Regions from separate parts of the Homo sapiens genome. Here region 2 is linked to region 1. A link is a loop called in an ENCODE intact Hi-C map of the cell type or tissue named here. Cell type or tissue: K562. All regions are shown on one strand. Each heading gives the region's core, and the rest is flanking DNA. Links, peaks and the distances in the headings are about the cores only. Region 1 overlaps INPP5D (inositol polyphosphate-5-phosphatase D). Region 2 has its middle 6.5 kb from the start of ATG16L1.

Region 1 (2,907 bases), core at 219-2,718:
CGTTGGAGATGCCTGGCAGGAAATGGGCACTCAAGGCTGGAGATGCATCTTTAGATGTGGAGTCTTAGGATTAGGTGGAAGCAGAAGACCTGAGCATGTCTGGGCTTTCACACGAAGGATGAGAAGAGACGAGGATGGAATTCCAGGGCACACCAACCATGAATGGGCGGGCAAAGGAAAAACCGCCAGCAAAGGAGACCAAGAAGGTGATAAAACAGACTTGGCATCCTTTTTAGAAAGCATTTACAAATCAGCAAGAAAAAGATAAACACTCCACCCTTCAACCAACCAAAGGATATGGACAGAAAATTCACCAAAAAATACAGATGGCTAATAAACATGAAAAGAAAAAAAGCTCACTTACTAAGGATCACCAGAGAAACACATGGAAACTATGAGACAGAACAGAGAAAGGGACAGGAGAGAAGGATGGGAGTGGGGGCACTGGTTGGTAGTGGAGAAGGAATAGATGGAGTCAAGGGTCCAGGGGCAAAGGCTAGGCAGGAAAGAAAGAGGAGGCTACCCCTTCTCTGAGACAGGAGGGAGGAAGATGCGAGGGCATCAGCCTAAAAACTGGACCTGAGGCCAAGCACGGTGGCTCATGCCTGTAATCCCAGCACTTTGGGAGGCCGAGGTGGGTGGATCACTTGAGGCCAGGAGTTCGAGATCAGCCTGGCCAACATGGCAAAACCCCGTCTCTACTAAAAATACAAAAATTAGCTGGGCATGGTGGTGGGCGCATGTAATCCCAGCACTTTGGGAGGCCGAGGTGGGTGGATCACTTGAGGCCAGGAGTTCGAGATCAGCCTGGCCAACATGGCAAAACCCCGTCTCTACTAAAAATACAAAAATTAGCTGGGCGTGGTGGTGGGCGCCTGTAATCCCAGCTGCTTGGGAGGCTGAGGCGGAGAATCACTTGAACCTGGGAGGCTGACGTTGCAGTGAGCCAGGATGGTGCCACTGCACTCCAGCCTGGATAACAAAGCAAGATTGTCTCAAAAAACAAAACAAAACAAAAAAAACAAAAAACTGGACACAGGCAAGAAGAAATCAGTGAGGTCCAGTGCTGTGTGAGGCAGGAGAGGATGGAGGTGGGGAGTCAGGCTGAGCACAGGGGTACAGGTTTGCTGTGGCAGTGGAGGAGGGGTGTTCCAGGGAGAATTTAATGGGTTGACGAGCAGGGTTTTTTTTTTTAAGCATTCTCAGAATATTTCAGATATGTACTGAACATAATAGCAATGGCACTACAGTGTGCCCTTAAGCCTAGGAGGTGGACTGTAAGATGGGTGACCCTCAAAGACCCAGTCCTCCTCCCAGTAACCACACTCTCTGTGGTCCCCTCCCACCATGAGTCTGGGCTTGGTCATGTGACTTTCTTTGGCCAATGGGACCTTAGTAAACATGAGGCCAACAGAGCCTTAAGAAGAACTTCCCCACTGGTGACACTCGAATCTGGGAACCCTGAGACCAGGAAGCTAAGAAGCCAGCACTGGCCTGCTGGATGATGAGTACCACCCCTATGCCTGCTGACAGCCAGCCGACCCCAGATCTGATGGGCTCCTGCCTGAGTGTGCCCAGATGACACCAACTAGAGCAGAGGTGAGCAGTCCAAATTCAGCCTAGCGCAGAGACTCGCGAGCAAATAAATGTTTGCTTTAAGTCACTGAGTTTTAGGACAGTTTGTTATGCAGCAATAGACAGCTGATATGCCTGCTATGTTAATTGTCATGAGAAGACTGAGGCTCCCAGGTCACCCCTGTTTCCTGAGCTCTGGACATTCACTCCCTTTTCTTTTCCAACATTTTGCCTCCCCTCAACCCCAACTCATTAAACGCTTCTACTGAGCCCTCTGGCACTCAATGAAATATCATTAGCAAAATTCCCTGTATCTTTAATCTTCCTGTCACCTCCCAAACCCAGCCCTCCCCGGAAGACACTGCTGCCTCTCTGGTGAGGCTTGTTTTCCTCCCCAACCCTCATATTCCGGGCCCGGAGGTGGGGGCAAAGGGTGTCCTTCCTGCTCCTCATTGCCACTTCCGGACTGATCTCCCTCCTCTTTCTCTAAAGCCTCCACTGTCGAGCAGTTTTGAATGCCAAGTTTAGGTGCAAAACAGTAAGTGGTAATTCTACAAGCCTCCACTATCTCCTGACTCTCGGCAGAGGCTGGCTGAAGCAGACAGATGGTTGAGACAAGAATTGGCAGGATGCACGGAGCTGCAGGATGTGGGAAGGACAGTATTGACAGGGTTGACCCTGAGTGTGGCTGGGAAGGAGTGACAGGCCTGGAGAGTCCGACGGGTGGCAGGGAGGGAATGCACAAGTGAGGAGGCTGCAGGCAGAGGGTAGGACTCAGGCACTTTGAGCTTTGGAAGCTGGAACAATGCCCTGGCCGTGGCTATGAGGGCAGGTTGCCTTCCCACACATCTAAAGGTGTTGTGTGAAGTTCGTCTAGTGACGTCACTTCTGGGAGACAGAGCTCAGTCCTTCAGCAAGGAATGCAGGGTGCGTGTGTTAAACTATTTCAGGGTAGCTGCTCTGGGCTCTTCTGGGCAGTAGGAGGAGACAGGCACTGGAATGGAAGTCAGTTCAAAGTATAGGACCAGAGTTAAATAAGTGAGACCAAATTTGCCAGTCCCCAGAGACAGAGTGGGAGCCACAAAGGTGGCCAGCGGGCAGCATTCCCCCACCCCTCTCCTTGCTCCAAGGACTGGGGTGGCCATCCTTTAGAGGCCATTGTGTGGGAATTCGCAGTGTTTTAAAAATAATACCACTGGGCCTGGCGCAGTGACTCAGGCCTGTAATCCCAGCACCTGGGGAGGCTGAGGCGGGTGGATCACCTGAAGTCAGGAGTTCGAGACCAGCCTGACCAACATGGTGTAACCCCATCTCTACTAAAAATACAAAAAA
Region 2 (2,907 bases), core at 226-2,725, 65 kb before region 1:
TTTCTTAATATGATAATAACAATGCCCCCTTATAGGCATATGTTACTTGGCTCTTTTGCTCCTTGTTTTTCTTTGTTTTTTTTTTTAGGGTCGTTGCTTTTGTGTATACACATATATGCACACGGCAGGAAATTTTCATTATAAAGAATCTCTGTGTACATAGATTAAACCACATGCAGGTCATGTCCTTCACTCCGTATATATGTTGACACTCAGATTTCATATTATTTTATTTCATTTTTTGAGACAGGGTCTTGATCTGTCACCCAGGCTGGAGTGCAGTGGCGCGATCACGGCTCACTGCAGCCTCAAACTCTCAGGCTCAAGCGATCCTCCCACCTCAGCCTCTCAAATAGCTGGGACTAATTTTTGTTTTGTTTTGTTTTGTTTTTTTGTAGAGACCGGGTCTTACTAAGTTGCCCAGGCTGGCCTCAAACTCCTGGGCTCAAGTAATCCTCCTGCCTCAGCTTCCCAAAGTGCTAGGATTACAGGCATGAGCCACCTTGCCTGGCAGATTTCATATTATTTATTTATTTTTTATTTTGTTATTTTTTTAGATGGAGTCTTAGTCTGTTGCCCAGACTGGAGTGCAGTGACTCGATCTCAGCTCACTGCAACCCTCTGCCTCCCAGGTTCAAGCAATTCTCCTGCCTCAGCCTCCTGAGTAGCTGGGACTACAGGTGCCTGCCACCAGGCCTGGCTAATTTTTGTATTTTTAGTAGAAACGGGGTTTTACCATGTTGGCCAGGCTGGTCTAGAACTCCTGGCCTCAAGTGATCCACCCGCCTCGGCCTCCCAAAGTGCTGGAATTACAGGTGTGAGCCACCATGCCTGGCCAAATTTCATACTTTTAAAATGATGTCTGAGGAAGTGTTATTATCCTTATACTACAGTACAAGCATTTTAGTAACATTTCAACTTTCTTGGAGATCTTTATCTCCTCTGCATATTGGCAGCCGGTGTCTGGAATGCCGGCCAGAGGATTCAACATGACACCTCTAGCAAGCTGGGAATGTGATCCGTGGTGGAGGTGGGGAGGCTATCTTCCTTGGTTTGTTTCTTTGATCTTTAAAGAGATGATAAAATTTCTCCTAGGCACTACTGCAATCTCCCACTACAAATAATAGTTAATGTTATGGAGTGATTTTTACATGTCAGGCACTGTGTTACGTGGATCAACTTATTTAATTCTCACAACACGATAATGTAGGTATATTAATATTTCCTTTTTGGAGATGAAGAAATAGACATATAGAAGTTAAATAACTTGGCCAGGCATGGTGGCTCATGCCTGTAATCCCAGCATTTTGGGAGGGTGAGGCGGGCAGATCACCTGAGGTCAGGAGTTCAAGACCAGCCTGGCCAACGTGGTGAAACCCCGTCTCTACTAATAATACAAAAAAATTAGCCGGGCATGATAGCAGACGCCTGTAATCCCAGCTACTCAGGAGGCTGAGGCAGGAGAATCACTTGAACCTGGGAGGCAAAGTTTGCAGTGAGTCAAGATTGTGTCATTGCACTCCAGCCTGGGAGACAAGAGTGAAATTCCATCCAAAAAAAAAAAGTAACTTGTCTGGTGTCACAAGTTAGGAAGAAGCAGAGCAACGTGTCTGGTGTCACAAGTTAGGAAGAAGCAGAACTAAGATACAGTCAAGGAAGCCTGGTGCCAGAACTCACCTGCTTCACCATGCTACTGGCTGTGTGTCAGGCTATGAGGGCTGAGACTGTTTTAGGTTGAGATTGTGTATCAGTTAGAATGTTTTTGATAGCAAGCAAAAGAAGTGCAATATGAGCTACCTTAAGGGAAAAAGGGGGGTTATTGTCTGGATTCAGTGTGCTGCAGAGACTGGCAGCAGAGATGTGGCTGGATCCCAGGAATCACTGCAACCAGGATGCAGATCAGCCAGCGTGCTCAGCCCTTTGCATCCGCTTCTCCATGGCTTGCTGCTTCCTTCTTCTCTTGTCTTGTGGCCCAGCCATTTGTGTTTCGCGGTTCTCCCATCCTCGAGGTAAAGAAATAGCTCCTCTGAAAGCTCCTCAGTACACACAAGCAGCCAAACAGAGCTGGCGCCTCTGAGCTCCAGTTCTCAATTCCTGGGAGAAGACTCTGATGGACCAGCAGGTGCCCGTATCTAAGAATCCTTGTGGCAAAGGGGCAGGCCAGTCTTCCAGGACAGCTTCCTTTGGATGGAGGGGAAGGGGCAGCTCCCAGAAGGGACAGGCAGAACACATCTTCTGTTTGGCCTGGCTAGCTCGCTCTTTCTTTCTCTCTCTTTCTCAATCTCCCTCTCCCTCCCTCCCTCCCCGCTCCTTCCTTCCTTCCTTCTTTCTCTTTCTTTCTTTTCTTTTCTTTTTTTTTTTTTTTTTGAGACAGAGTCTCGCTCTGTTGCCCAGGCTGTCGCCAGTGCGGTGGTGAGATCTTGGCTCACTGCAGCCTCCACCTCCCGGGTTCAAGCGATTCTTATGCCTCGGCCTTCTGAGTAGCTGGAATTACTGGCATGCGTGCCACCTGACTGGCTAATTTTGGTATTTTTAGTGGAGACAAGGTTTCACCATGTTGGCCAGACTGGTTTCAAACTCCTAACCTAAAGTGATCCACCCGCCTTGGCCTCCCAAAGTGCTAGGATTACAGGCATGAGCCACCGGGCCCAGCCTTCCACCTTTCTTTTGGTAACAGATTATACCCTCCTGCTAGTTAATGGTATTTCTCCATCCCTTCCTGCAACAAATTGGCCCCAGGGGTAGGCATAGGAACGCTTCTCAGTCACCATCCTCCACAGGAATTTTTAAAGTGGATCCAGGGGAGAGGGTCCCTTTTCTTCTTTGGTTGTGAAGTCTAAGGATCTAGATCTAGATCTGCTAGTGGCTGTGTCCCCTGTCTCATGAAAAGGCCAGTCTGAAAACAAT

Evidence for each region. A loop is a pair of places that touch in the nucleus more often than their neighbours do. Peaks named below come from ENCODE experiments on the same cell type or tissue, not always from the same donor. Only the 100,000 strongest peaks of a DNase experiment are listed, where the experiment ranks them.
Region 2: it touches region 1 in a loop (2.4-fold over the local background); 15 of 110 quality-filtered maps call a loop at or near these places.

What each region holds. Positions count from the first base shown.
Region 1 is chr2:233,178,650-233,181,556 of GRCh38, reverse strand. The region is part of intron 18 of INPP5D (inositol polyphosphate-5-phosphatase D); the gene reads right to left. Among named protein-coding and RNA genes, the nearest start is that of ATG16L1, 72 kb to the left of the region's middle. In K562, for the core only: no CTCF peak of the experiment used is centred there; DNase peaks (open chromatin) are centred at 1,356 and 1,996; H3K4me3 peaks cover 1,298 bases.
Region 2 is chr2:233,243,675-233,246,581 of GRCh38, reverse strand. No RefSeq gene overlaps it. Among named protein-coding and RNA genes, the nearest start is that of ATG16L1, 6.5 kb to the left of the region's middle. In K562, for the core only: no CTCF peak of the experiment used is centred there; no DNase peak of the experiment used is centred there.